2 separate regions of the Homo sapiens genome follow, and region 2 is linked to region 1. The links are chromatin contacts, found by Hi-C or POLR2A ChIA-PET in ENCODE. All regions are on one chromosome and are shown on one strand. The core of a region is the stretch at or near the end of the contact, and the rest is flanking DNA. Distances in the headings are between cores, read along the strand shown. Region 1 holds the start of RIMKLB (ribosomal modification protein rimK like family member B). Region 2 has its middle 34 kb from the start of KLRG1.

Region 1 (7,639 bases), core at 1,965-4,464:
CATCTCAAAGACATTACTTACCTATAGAGTTGGTCTTACACTCATAGGGATATGCAATAAATATAACTATTTGTATGATTATCACACATATCTAAACATTGTATAATTTCTCTTTGATTACTATTTGACTGTTTTGGTATCAGTTAGTCTTGAATAATAATAGCTAACATTCACTGAGACTTACTATGTTATGCATTACATTTGAGTTACCTCATTCATCCTTCTATCTTAATAAAGTGGTGCTAATATGATCTTCATTTTGCTGATGAGAAAACTGAGGTTTATGGAAGTTAAGCAACAATCTCATGCTGCTAGTAAATACAGCTAGGATTTCAAATCAGATTGATCTGACTCCAGACATGCTAGGTTACTTATAGTATGTCTTCCCAGGGGATTCAATTGCCGCACCGCCCCGCCCCCCCGCCCCGCCCCGCCCGGCCCCGACACCTCCGAACTTCCTGAAAAATATTAATTCACTGGTTAAAAATGTGTGGTGCATGATTATGTCAAGAAAAACTACTTAAAATATTTTTGAGCAGGTGTTGCTACCCAAAGGAGATGTGAGTCCACAGCCGCCTAAACATATCAACCATGAATTCTCAAAGATTATGACTGAATGTATGTACAGCCTTTCTGAACCTTGGGTTTCCAATATGGAAATGGTGTAAATAATTTTTGCCCCCTTATTACTTCATATAAAAAGTATGATGTATGAATTTGATCATTACTCACATAAACATTATCTTAACAATATCATGATAATGGTAATGTGTTTAAGCCTTATCATTGGCTTTTTTTAAATACCCTCCTGAGCTTTGTTTTACTCCCTATTAGCTTAAGTCAAAAGCAACGTTGTTACATACATGAGAATATCTTAGAATGTGTATGGCACATAGAAGCAATAAATTGAATAGCAACTTTTTTTTTTTTTTTTTTTGAGACAGAGTTTTGCTCTTGTTGCCCAGGCTGGAGTGCAATGGCACCATCTCGGCCTGAAACCTCCACCTCCCAGGTTCAAGCGATTCTCCTGCCTCAGCCTCCTGAGTAGCTGGGATTACAGGCGTGCGCTATCACGCCTGGCTAATTTTGTATTTTTAGTAGAGACAAGGTTTCTCTATGCTGGTCAGGCTGGTCCAAAACTCCCGACCTCAGGTGATTCGCCTGCCTCAGCCTCCCAAAGTGCTGGGATTACAGGCGTGAGCCACCGCGCCCTGCCCTGAATAACAACTTTTAAGGGCAAGTGGCAAGTGAGTTAATAGTCATACTTCCTATCCTCAGTTTCACCAGTACAACCCACTTTTTCTGGGGATGCAGTTACCACGAATTGGATTCCTTAAGAGTGGGACTGAAGGAATAGGTTAATTAAATATTATTATTGATCCTCTGTACATTTTTTTCCCTGTGTCAATTTCACTGTGTTTATTTTGTCAGATTTTCAGTGTTAGTATCTCTGTGCTCAAGCTTCCCTTGATCACAAAATGCTTCTCTTGGTCTTGGAGTTGAATATACTTTATGTCCCAGGGGGCTGAATATCAGAGTGGAAGTAAATAGCAACAATTTAGTTCTGTAGACCTTATCCCCTTTGTTCTCAAGATAGTGTATCTATCTTATAGGGCGTTTGTTCCTCTAAATTTTGTAAACCAACTAGACGCCTATCCTAGGTTACTCTCACTGACCTAACATTATAATAGCACTAAACACTTTGAACAGCACTTGATCTGTGTCAGCTGTTAAATATTATATACTTATTAACTCATTTACTCCTTATGACAACTCCATGAAGTAGGTGACTATTTTTATCCTCACTTTTACAGCTCAGCAGATAAAGATACAGAGAGGTTAAGTTACTGCAGAGGTTCACATAGGGAGTGGAACCATAAATCCAATCCGGGCAGTCTGGATCCAGAAGTTACCACCCTGGGTTATGCTACATCTTTTAAAGGACTCTCGAGACGCTGAAGGAAATTAGTCAAAAAATTTTTTAAAAGCAGAAAATGAAATTATATTGTCAATTGACTGGGAGAGGAGCAGTGAAAAGTTGTTGGCTGAGGTCACTGAGACAGGGCTGAGACCAGCAAGAAGGCAAACTGGTGAGCACATTACCGTACCTCACACCTGGTGTCTCTGGTGACTGAAGTTATTTGGAAGTGAATCTTCCATGTAAACCTGGGAGGTCGTCTGTAGCCCTTTTTTTTTCTCCTTAAGAAAATGTAATAGCGTAGTTGAACATTCATATTCTTAGCCTCCTTTGGGCTATACTTTTATTTTTTATACATAGTTTTAGAATTTACAAAATGCTCTTAAAATATCTCATTTCATTCTCACAACGACTCCGGACTGTACTCTTTTATCTTTTCACAACAAAGGCTCAGAGGAAGCGTAGCAACTAACTTGTCCAAGGTTTACGCCGGTTTCTAGGGGGCAGAGCTGGCGCTATCCACCCCGCCTGTATCTCCAAACCCGCTTCAGCCAGGAAATTTATCATGTGGTTTTAAATTTGCCTCTCAATATACAGAGGTACTGTCTTTACTCCAGTCCCGGATAAAGACCTTCTAGGTATGAATGATCTTTGTCTCCATATCTTTGCCTACCGGAGGGAGGAACCACCGTAAGCGGAGACTCCGGGCGGCGGCCGGCGGAAGGGCTGGGCGGGAGGCGTCGGGATGCCGGCAGGACCCTGCGCCCGAGGGGGTAGGGGGCTCGTGTCGGGGTTCCAGGCGCAGATTGATGGGGCCTAAGCAGGGAATGTGAGGGCGGGGAGGGCGTACAACGGAAGGGACTAATCTCGCGGTTTCGAGTTGGGAGCAAACCTCGCCCCCCACCCCCCCCATCCGTTTCCCTTTCTCAGTGAAGACGGTTTGGGGGCGGGTGGGGAGGCGCGTCCTCGGAGCGCCCTCGCGCTCCCTTTTCGCTCCCCGCGCGCGATCCATCGCCTCTCTTCCCCCGAGGCCAGCGATGGCTCGGGTGCGGGCGAGGAGCTGGGAGGGCGGCTCTCGACGCAGGTGTCAGATCCGCTCGGCAGTGCTCGGCGCGCTGGCCCGGCCCCCAGCTCCTCCGGCCGCCGCCCCCCGCCCGCCGCGCCGCGGCGCCAGGAGGGCGGGGCCGGGGCGCGCGCCGCTCCTCAGCAAGCGGGCGGGCGGCGTTCGGTCTGAGGGAGCGGGGCGGTCTCCGCCGGCGTCGCGCGCGCTGTGTGTGAGCGGGGTCGCGCGCGCGCGCGGCAGGCGAGTGAGGGAACGAGGAGCGGCCGGGTGTGAGTGTGTGGGAGTGAGAGTGTGTGGGAGTGGGGTGAGGGAGAAGCTGACGGGACGCGAGGCTGTGAGAAACTGGGCGAGTGTGCGAGGACGCCCGGCCAGCCTGCGGGAGCCGCAGTCGGCGGAGGAGAAAGGAGGCGGCTCCCGGTATCCCGACCCCCTCCCCCTCCTCTCCTTCCCCCACTTCCAGCCGCCCGGCGGCCCGCGCTTCCTCGAAGGCCCCAGCCCGGCTCAGTCGGCCGAGAGCGAGGGAGGAGCCCCCCGACCCAGGTGAGCGGTACGACCGCTGTTGCCCTCGGGTGTAGAGCAGTGAGGCGAAGGCGCGCCCTCCCGAGTGGGCGAGTTCAGCGGAATGGATCCCCCGATTAGCGGGGGCTGGGCCGGGGAGGGGACCGGCCCGAGCGCGCCCGGGGTCCGGGGCTAGTTGAGGCCGGTGGTCGCCGCTCCGCGGAGTCGGTGGGGAGCGAGGCGGGGCCCGGCCTTCGCGCGTGTGCCGGGAGGCGCCGGCCCGTGGCGTGTGCGTGCGACCGGGCGAGCCGTGTCGAGGGGGCGGCGACTTCGGGCGTGTAAGGAGTATGGTTTCCCCGCCGGCGAGGGGGTGTGGTAACCCCGGGAACGCCGGCTGGAGTCGGACCCGCGGGCTGCTGACCTGTCCTCGGGATTGCGGCGACACTCCCCCTCCCCCCCCTTCCCACAAATTCTATGGAGCGACCGCGGGAGGAGGATCACGTGGTGCGGTCCCGCAGCTACTGTATTCGATTCCACGTTTTCCTCCTTACGTGTAAATTTTAGAGAGTGTGACAGTCATTCCATCTTTTCCTTTGACAGTCTCTGAATGAGAAGGGGATGACCAAATAATTGCTTGTCCAGTTTTGATTCTTTAAAAATTTGAGCATGATGTAAATATTACACTACTTGCCCCTCACCCCCCCCCAAAAAAAACCCAAACCAGAGTGGTAATAATTTCAATCTCCCCTTATTAATATGTCCTTATCTCTGATCACACATTTGTTATTTCACTGTTTTATCCCATTTGTATTGGCGAATAGCGATGGGGTGGTAATTCTGTTCTGTGAGGGGTTATTGCACTAACCATGCTCAATGCAACTGCTATGTAAATTCTTTCAGTATGCTGTCATTTTCCCATTAGTTATATATATTGTTACCACATCTTTGTGGAGTTAGGTTCAACTCTAAATAGGTATAGAAAGTATATGGGCAGCCTACTATGCAGATTTTTTTTTGTGGGCTTGGTATGTTCATTATATTTATGGGTGTTCTTAATTATTAACTATAACCATTTAAATTGAAATGTTTTTAAATCTCATTTTTGTTACTTTCACAATATTGGGTACCTTAAAGGTCATTTCTTCTATTTTAAAAAATGATTTCTTAAAAGCAATTATGAGAATACTTTTAAGATATTCATTTGGAATAAAACACTCTCTGAAATTCCGGTCTCAGAGATTTAACATTTATTTCCTAAATTTTAGTATGCAACCCTCTAATTTTAAAAATAATCATAGTTAAATTTCTTTTCCAATGGTTACTGTTTTATTTGGTTAGTGTGTCAAAGGGGAGGAGGCCTATTTTGTCTTGAGGTAATCCTATTTTATTCTTTTCTATCTTGGTTAGTGCTGTTAATTTCCTTCTTTCATGTCATTGATTTAGTTGTTAGTTTGGCAACATGGCTGTTGATGTTTTTTATCTTTCTCTGTCTCCCTTTTTTCTCTCTTGTCTTCTCTTACCCCTACCAGGTGCTGGAGTCTGCTTGTCAGGGAGGGGGGCAGTCTGTGATTCTGAGAACAGAGCCAAGAAGGGGAACAGCAAATTCAGTCACAGACAATCCTCCACTCGGTCAAGAGCCACTTTTCTCTTCCTGCCTTGCCCCCCCGCAGGGGGTAAGGAACTGAGCGTTTAATCTTTAGCCGGTTGGCTACCAGCTAAAATTCTACTTATCTTAGTTTCTAGTGGATAGCTTTCTTATTTTGCCCATGTTTTCTTAGAATCCCTGTTTAATATACTTTTGTCAGTAGTAGTATCTAGGAGTAGCAGGGAGAGTGACAATAAATTAGCCCCTTCTTTTTTCCCTTGTCATTCAGGCCCCTTTTCCTCTCCAGAGGGAAATTACCAGTAAACTCTTCTAAATCTTCCACCCCTTCTCAGTCATACTGTGAAGAAACACACTAAAGTGGACATTATTTGACCAGTGAACACGAACCCAGCTTCAGGCATTGGTTTGTTGTGGCACATGGAGAAACATCTCTTTTAAAATATCTCCCAATTACCCTTTTCACAATTTGTATCCACCTAGGATTTGCTGCTGGGGTAAGTCACTAGATTTATTTCTCAAAGCTCCCCTCTCTATGAGCTGAAAGACTGACCAACCATGAACACTAGTAGGGGATGGGGAAAGGGGACAGAGCAGAGCCAGTTGTTCCACACTTTGGGAAGCAGGAGTAGCTTTTATCATCTTCCTCTGGGGAGCAGGCATAGAGACATAAACTGAGTGAAAATGGGTGGAGGAAGAACTTCTATACCCACGAACAACATGTGAAGAGAGAGAACCAAACATAAAGTAAGGAGGGTGAGTTTTATTGTATGTTGCTTGCTGACAACTGTTTTGGGGGCGCTTCAGTGATATACATTCATAGAAAGACTTTGTTTTATGGCAGATTAGTTTACAAAGAGTATTCTGCAAGTGGGATTAAGTCACAAGCAAATGAGAAAAGAGCCTCTAGAAATTGTAATTATGTGGCCTGGCGCAGTGGCTCACACCTGTAATCCCAGCACTTTGGGAGGATGAGGCAAGCTGATCACTTGAGGTCAGGAGTTTGAAACCAGCCTGGCCAACATGGCGAAACCCTGTCTCTGTGAAAAATATAAAAAGTAGCTGGGCATGGTGACGCACACCTGTAGTCACAGCTACTCAGGAGGCTGAGGCACAAGAATCGCTTGAACCTGGGAGGTGGAGGTTGCGGTGAGCCGAAATTTTATCACTGCACTCCAGCTTGGGCAACAGAGCAAGACTGTCTCAAAAAAAAAGAAAAAAGAAACTGTAATACGTTATTAGAATCTGAGGGAGGAGGAGACTGCGATAGTGAAAAAAGTATTATTTTTAAATGTTAGCTGTGCTGATATGTGCAGTTGTTTCAAGAGGTTGAGTAGGGAGATTACGTACAGATGTTGGAAATTGTCTCTTAATTGTCTCGGAATTTTCTGCTTGTCATATGAGGGATTGTTAAATAAGATAGTACCTCCAAAAGTATCTACGTAATACATTTTAGATTTATATGCCATATGTATCTGTGTACATGTTAGGTTTGTAGAAAAGTACTGACTTTCTGGCTTCATGGTAACTAATGCCATGGTGTTATTTTTAATGTTTTCTTTTTCAGTGTTTTTTTTTTCCCCTCTCAAAATTGGCTTGGAGGACAAAAGCCACAGAGCTAGCCAGCTCTACTCCCCTAGAGGCTGGTCTGCATGGAACCCATCTGTTTATATCTTTTTTCTTCTTTCTGAAATTATGTTTTTGTTTTTTTTCTAACTTTGTTAACAAAGCTAATCATTTCTGGATCAGTTATATGACCGTTATGGGAAGTAAGCACAGGCCTGATCTCTTTTTTTTTTTTTTTTTAAGAGAACCCGAAAACATTAATTAGGAATTTTGGATAGCTACATTTAGATTTTACAGGGGCCAGGTGCGGTGGCTCACACCTGTAATCCCAGCACTTTGGGAGGCTGAGGCAGGCGGATCACTTGAGGTCAGGAGTTTGAGACCAGCCTGGCCAAAATGGCAAAACCCCATCTCTACTAAAAATACAAAAATTAGCCAGGTGTGGTGGTGTGCGTCTGTAATCTCAGCTACTCGGGGGGGCTGAGGCAGGAGAATTGCATTAACCCTGGAGGCAGAGGTTGCAGTGAGCTTAGACTGTACCACTGCACTCAAGTCTGGGTCAAAGAGCAAGACTCCATCTCAATAAAAAAAAAAAAAATAGATCTTATGGGGACACCCATTTGCCTGGTATTTAATATTAAAATAGCTATGATTTTTTGATACTCTCTTACAATTTGATATAGCAGATTATTAAAATATGTTCTGTTCCATAACTTGTCAGTGTTACATGTCAGGTTATGCATTTCCCACTGGGGATAACATCAGGGAATAAAATGGTTGTCGGTTCTTTCTTCATGGAGTTTACAGACTAATTTTGGTAATCTCTGTATTTTTTATCTGTCTATCAGTTATCCGAGCAGTGTCTGAAGGAGTCTACTGGATTCTTAGGAAATGCGTACTAATTTGTGAATTGATGAGCTGGCAAAACAAAAATCTGTTTAAACATTTACATGCCTGATTAATTTTACTACCTTTTATTTCAAAAGTGTCT
Region 2 (7,320 bases), core at 3,806-6,305, 330 kb after region 1:
ATACATATATAAAATTTTAGGGATGGGGTCTTGCTGTGTTGCCCAGGTCTTGAACTCCTGGGCTCAAGTGATCCTCCTGCCTTGGCCTCCTGAGTCTCTGGGATTATAGGCACGAACCACAATGCCTGGCACTTCTTCCTTTAAAAAATAACTTGATTAAGGTACAATTGACATACAATAAGTGGGATATATTTAAAGAGTAAAATTTGATAAGTTTTGATAGGTGTATATATCCATGAAATCACCACCACAATCAGCAGAGTGAATATATCAATTTCTCACAAAAGTTTCCACATGACTTTTCATAATTCCTCTCCCTTTCCTCCCTGTCCCCTCAACACTCATTACCCCCGGAATTCCCAATCTACTTTCTGTCACTATATATCAGACAGCATCTTCTAGAGTTTTACAGTACATAGAGTTTTATAGAATCATATAGTATGTACTTTTTTTTCTGGCTTCTTTCACTCAGCATAATTATTCTGAGATTCATCCATGTTGTTGTTTGCATCAATATTTTACTCTTTTTTATTGCTAATATTCTACTGTGTGGATTTACCGCAATTAATTTATCCATTTACTCTTTGATGGACGTTTAAGTTGTTTCCAGCTTTTGGCTATTAAAAATAAAGCTGTTATGAACATTTGGATACGAATCTTTGAATGGACATAGTCTTTCTTTTTTCTTGGCTAAATGCCTAGGAAGTGGCATGGCTGGATCATATGGTAGATGTATAGTTATGTATTAGTTGAAAACAAGGATGCCTTCTGAGAAATGCATCGTTAGGCAAATTCATCATCGTGGCAACATCATAGAATGTACTTACACAAACCTAGATGGAAGAGCCTACTACATACCTGGGCTATATGGGACAGCCTATTGCTCTTAGGCTGCAAACCTGCACAGCAAGTTACTGTACTAAATACTGTGGACAATTGTAACACAATGGCAAGTATTTATGTATTTAAACACATCCAAGCATAGAAAAAATACAGTAAAATACAGTATAAAAGATAAAAAATGGTACACCTGCATATGACACTTACCATGAATGGAGCTTGCAGATTACAGTATAAAAGATAAAAAACGGTACACCGGTATATGACACTTACCATGAATGGAACTTGCAGACTGGAAGTTGCCCTGAATGACCAATCGGTAAGTTAATGTAAAGGCCTAGGGCATTACTCCACATTACTATAGACTTTATAAATATTGTACGTTTAAGCTACAGTAAATGAAATAATGAAATAACCTTAGCTTACTGTAACTTGTTTACTTTATAAACTTTTACATTTACATTTTTAAAAACTTTTTTACTCTTTTTTTTTTTTTTTGAGACACAGTTTTGCTTTGTCACCTAGACTGGAGTGCAGTGGCATGATCTCAGCTCACTGTGACCTCCGCCTCCTGGGTTCAAGCGATTCTCACGCCTCAGCCTCCCGAGTAGCTGGGCCTACAGGCGCACGCCACCATACCCAGCTAATTTTTTTTTTTTACTCTTTTTGTGATACACTTAGCTTAAAATACAAACACATTGTGCAGTTGTACAAAATATTTTTCTTTATATCCTTATTCTATAAGCTTTTTTCTATTTTAAAACTATTTTTAATTTTTAAACTTTTTTTTAAAAAACAAGACATAAGCATGCACATTAGCCTCGGGCTACACAGGGTCAGGATCATCAGTATCACTGTCTTCCACCTCCACATCTTGTCCCACTGGAAGGCCTTCTTCGGAAGTAAGGCATGGAGCTGACACCTGCTATTATAACAATGCCTTCTTCTGCAACACCTCCTAAAGGACCTGCCTGAGGCTGTTTTACAGATAACTATTTTTTTTTCTTAATAAGTAGAAGGAATAGACTCTAAGATAATGATTAAAAATATAAGAAATAGCTGGGTGCCATGGCATGTGCCTGTAATCCTGGCTACTTGGGAGGCTGAGATGGAAGGATCCCTTGGGCCCAGGAGGTTGAGGCTGGCTGTTGAGTGATATGATTGTGCCTGTGAATAGCCACCACATTCCAGTCTGGGCAACATAGCCAGACCCCATCTCTAAAAAACCAAAAGTATACTAAATACATAAACAATAACAGTTGTTTATTATCATTATGAAGTATCATGTACTGTACATAATTGTATGTGCTATACTTTTACGTGACTGGCAGCACAGTGAGTTTGTTTGCACCTGCCTCACCACAAATACCTGAGTGTTTGTGCAGTGTCTTGAGCTACGACTTCATGGAATCACGAGGCAATAGAAATTTTTCAACTCCATTACAGTCTTATGGGAACACAGTGTATACATGGTTCTTTGTTGACAGAAACATTGTTATGTATATATGGTTCATTGTTATGTGTGCATGACTGTATATATTTGGTCTTCCTCCCATTTCCTGACATATAGCTTCTAAAATCCTTGGGATCTCCGGAGTGGTAAGAGTGTCTTATGTATGCTCATGAATGACTGGTGGCTGGAGGCTCCTAGATAGTTTTAGGATCGGGGGTGGTCACCAATAAGACCAAGGCATGATCAGAGGGCTGGGATTTTTAGCCCCACCCCTCAACTCCAGGGATGTTGAAGGTTGAGTTGATCAATGGCCATTAATGATGGCCAATGATGTAATCAATTATGCCTCTGTAATATATGCCTACGTGTGCCACTCCTCAACTCCAGGGATGTTGAAGGTTGAGTTGATCAATGGCCATCAATGATGGCCAATGATGTAATCAATTATGCCTATGTAATGAAGCTTCCATAAAAACCCAAAAGAACTTGTTCCAAGAGCTTCTGGACAGCTGAACAGGTGGTGGTTTCTTGCAGGTGGTGCACCTGTGTGGGGCCTGGAAAATCTGTGCCCCTTCTCACATGCCTTACCCCATGCATCTCTTCCATTTGGCCGTTCATCTGTATCTTTTGTAATATTCTTTAAAACAAATGAGTAAATGTTAAGTGTTTTCCTGAGTTCTGTGAGCCATCCAGCAAATTGGACCTGAGGAGGGTGTCAAGGATACCTAGATTTAGAGCCAGTCAGTCAGAAACTCAGGCCACATCCTGTGCTTGTGACTGGCATTGGAAGTGGGAGACAGTCTTGTCAGGCTGAGCCCTGACCTTTTGGGATCTGATGGTATCTCCAGGTAGATAGTATCGGAATTGAATTGAGTTAGAGGACACTTAGCTGCTGACCTCTGGAGAATTCACTGCAGAATCGATTGCTTGCTTGGCATGTGGGGAAAAATCCCTACACATTTGGTCACAAAAGCATTTTGTTGTGAGAGTATAGTATGGGAGAAACAGATTTTGGTGTTTTTTTTCCTATTCAATCTTTTGCATTATAGCTTATTCTTTTTGTATGTTGTTAAGGAAATCTTTGCCTAGTCCAAGGCCACAAAGGTTGCCTTAATGAATTCTTCTAGAAATTTTATAATTTTAGGTTTTACATTTAGGTCGGTAATGTATTTCTATTTAACTTTTTTTTCCTTTTTTTTTTTAAGAGATGGTCTTGCTCTATCACCCAGGCTGGAGTGCAGTGGCACCATCATAGTTCACTGTAGTCTTAAACTCCTGGGCTCAAAATCCTCTTGCCTCAGCCTCACAGCTAGCTGGAACCACAGGTGAATGCCACCATGCCTGGCCAATTAAAAAAAATTTTGTAGAGATGGGGTTTCACCCTGTTGCTCAGACTTGTCTTGATCTCCTGGCCTTAAGTGATCCTCTAGTCTTGGCCTCCTGGGCTGCTGGGATTACAGGCATGAGCCACAGTATCCAGCCTGTTTTTATATAACTTTTATACATGGTGTGAGATATAGGTTGAGGTTTTTTTTTTCTTATAAATGCCCAATTATTTTAGAACCATTTATTTAAATAAGTATCCTTTTTCCATTGAATTCTTTTGGCACCTATGTTGAAAATCAATTGATCGTGAACACATGGATTTTTTTTTTTTTTTTTTTTTTTTTTTTGAGCCAGAGTCTCTCTCTATTGCCCAGGCTGGAGTGCAGTGGGTGATCTCAGCTTACTGCAACCTCCTCCTCCCAGGTTCAAGTGATTCTCCTGCCTTATCCTCCTGAGTAGCTGGGATCACAGGTGTGCACCACCATGCCTGGCTAATTTTTGTATTTTTAATAGAGACAGGGGTCACTATGTTGGCCGGGCTAGTCTCAAACTCCTGACCTCAGGTGATCCGCCCACCTCAGCCTTCCAAGGTGCTGGGATTACAGGTGTGAGCCACCGTGCCTGGCCAACACATGGGTTTATTTCTGCATTCTCTTCTGTTCCTTTTTAAAATATATCTATCCTGTCACTTCTACCCCACTGTAATTTTATAGTAAGTCTATAAGTAAGAATATAGCGTAGTATAGTTCTCCAACTTTGTTTTTCTTTTTAAAAATTGTTTTATCTGTTCTTGGTCCTGAGGGTTTTACTACAGATTTTAGATAAATGTTCTTTTCATACATTTTGCGTATGTGTGAATATAATGGGGGAAATCACTGAGTTAATGGCAATATGCATTTTAAATTTTATAAGATAGCTTTAAATGGCCCCACCAATGTAAACTCTCCAGCGATGTATAAATTTGGGTGCCTATTTCTTTATACCCTCACAAGGCAGAGATAAGGTGAACCCCAGGCTCTTCATGATTATGATGACTTCACCCCTGGTTCCATTTTTGAAGGATAATGAGGGGTTTTTACCTAGAAGGAGGTCTTTCATATTCTTCACACTGGAACATCTACAATACACATCTTTCCCTTGCTAGTAATGCTCTCACAGGGCAAAGTTTTGGTGATAGTAAAGTCTTTATTTCTATATTAGCACTGAGAAGGGAAAGGAAGTAAAGAAGAGGGAAGAAAACTGGTGGCACAGAGGAAAGAGCATAAAAATGATGTGGTAAAAGCTAAAGAAGAAGTGGTTTTCAAGGGGGAGGGAGCACTTACTAGAACAAAATGCCAAAGAGTTGTAAAGTAACATAATGAGAGGAGAGTATTCAATGGAAATGGCAATATGAAGGTCATGTTTATCATTCTTCACTGGTGTGGTGGTGACAGGTGAAATTTCAGCAGGCTGATCATACAAGGTAAGGAAATGGAAACAATGAGTTTAGATGGTTTGAAGTCTGGTTAAGACAGGAAGGAAAGAGATAATATCTAAGTAGAGTCATATGTCGGGTCAATAGATCTTAAAATACAGATAGAAGACAGTAACACATTTTGTAACTTGAGGTAACAAAATTATGTTGAAAGGGAGAGATTAAAAATGCATGTGGGTGTGGCTGGGTACAGTGGTTCATGCCTGTAATCTCAGCACTTTGGGAGGCCGAGGCAGGCAGATCACTTGAGGCCAGGAGTTTGAGATCAGTCTGGCCAACATGGTGAAACCCCGTCTCTACTAAAAATACAAAAATTAGCTGAGCACGTTAGCACATGCCTGTAGTCCCAGCTACTCAGGAGAGTGAGGCACGAGAATCACTTGAACCCAGGAGGTGGAGTTTGCAGTGAGCCGAGATCGTGCGACTGCACTCCAGCCTGGATGACAGAGTGAGACTTCATCTCAAAAAAAACCCAAAAAATATGCATGTGAGAGAGGATGCTTTATAGACCAAGATTCTTGAGTCAGTGGATGAATATGAAGCTGACTGGACAACTGGAAGAAGTAACCTTGGGTAGAAAGAGTGCCCCTTCCCCATGGAAGAAGGAAAGATGGGTGAGGATTCTGATGGGTTTATTACAAGTGATAGGGAAGTAAACTGTTATTACCTGGTGAACTTCATTTTCTCAGTGAAATCAAAGACAAGGTCATATACTAAGAAGGAGAGAGGAAATAATAGGTTTGGGGGTCTATGGACAGCAGAATTTTTGAATAATCACAAAGGGGAAAGAGAGGCATCTGCCTAGAGACACGACATTGCTGGGCAGCCCTGCGAGCTTGGGTGAGGCAGGGGGCCGAACATTTTCAGTGATTTCAATCTGTACTATTGCACGGTTTTTGGCAGCAGCCTACATGGGATTTGTCATAATAACAGAGAAATCAAATAGCAAGAAGGATGGAGGGAGAGGATGTTACAGAATGGTTTCAGGGGAAGAGAAAAGGTGTCAGAAAAGAGAAGTAGCCAGAAGTAGGCAAGAAACCCAAATAATAGGGTCCCTGAAGTGAGGGACATGTATAGGAAAAGATTTGGGAATAATAGTGTAGGAGATGAAATAAAACACCACAGTGAACATTTTTGTACATGTATTCTGTTTTCTCATGTTTTGAAAGCATGAGCCAAAAACGTATGCCAAAACAAAAATGTTAATAGATACCACTGGATTACTTTCCAAAAAGACTGAAGCAGTTTTACTGCCACTGGCAACAGATGAGGGTACTAGTCCTAGGTCCTTCTCAGCTCCATGTGTTCTCAATGTTTTAAATTCTGGCTAATTATTATTATTACTATTTTTGTGGGGGAAGAAGGATGTTATAGCTTTGTCATCATTTGTGCTTTCCACACTATTAGTGGCTTTGAGCATCTTCTCAAGTAAGTTAGTTATTTGTATTTCCTCTGAGTTACATGTTTATATCCTTTGGCTATTCACTCTATCAGGGTTTTTTTCTTTTTTTCTTTTTTTGTCTTTTTTCTTATCAATATGTAGGCACTCTTTGAGGCACATGCCACCTGCTTATTTGTCAGTCATATGTGTTGCAAATATTTTATATTATTTGTTTTCTTAAAACATTATGGAGTGTTTTTTTCCTTCTATTCATACATTTTAAGTTTTAAAAAAATCGTGTGTGTGTCTGTGTATTTTAGAGACAGGTGCTCACTTTTTTGCCCAGGCTGGAGTACCGTGGTGTAATCATGGCTCACTGTAGCCTCGACCTCTTGTGCTCAAGTGATGCTCCTGCCTCAACCTCCTGAGTAGCTGGGACCACAGGTGTGCATCACTGTGGCTGGCTTTTTTTTTTTAATTGACAAATAAAAATTGTATATATTACAATGTACAACATGTTGTTTTGAAATATATATATACATTGTGGAATGGGTAAATAAGCTAATTAACATATGCATTACTTCACATATTTGTGTGTGTGAGGTGAGAACACTTAAAATCTATTTTCTTTTTCTTTTTTAAAAGAGACGTTTATTCAGCCTCACGATCAGACTATTCCATTTAGCAATCAACAGCATGGGTGCAAAAAAAAAAAAAGTCTACATTAAAACCCTTTGTTGGAATGCTTTATACTTTCCACAGAACAGAAACCAAAATAACCTGTTATACAATTAGTCACAAACACAGTCCTCAAGTTTTTTGCCCATGCACATGAGTATTTGCGTA

Evidence for each region. Hi-C counts contacts between places; a loop is a spot of excess contacts on that map. ChIA-PET counts read pairs that join two places held with the same protein, here RNA polymerase II (POLR2A). Pooled maps may share reads with other maps.
Region 2: a loop to region 1 is called in a pooled map, with 5 times the contacts of the local background. The contact joins the enhancer-like site here to the promoter of RIMKLB in region 1. A Hi-C loop is called at or near these places in 21 of 168 maps with a recorded cell type or tissue (A673, CD14-positive monocyte, Caco-2 and 17 more), 25 of 37 single-sample maps with no recorded cell type and 29 of 50 pooled maps. POLR2A ChIA-PET finds 5 or more read pairs at or near these places in 6 of 52 experiments (A673, HEK293, WTC11 and 3 more).

Annotation. Positions count from the first base shown.
Region 1 is chr12:8,694,777-8,702,415 of GRCh38, forward strand. It overlaps RIMKLB (ribosomal modification protein rimK like family member B), which reads left to right and starts at 3,215. Exons shown (of 6, transcript NM_001297776.2): 1 at 3,215-3,521. RefSeq lists silencers at 3,020-3,119, 3,650-3,819 and an enhancer at 3,044-4,010.
Region 2 is chr12:9,020,081-9,027,400 of GRCh38, forward strand. It overlaps a transcript of KLRG1 not described here. Among named protein-coding and RNA genes, the nearest start is that of KLRG1, 34 kb to the left of the region's middle. Within about 2 kb of position 5,056, at least 3 of the 41 ENCODE cell types and tissues checked have a DNase peak (open chromatin) inside an H3K27ac peak, as active enhancers do.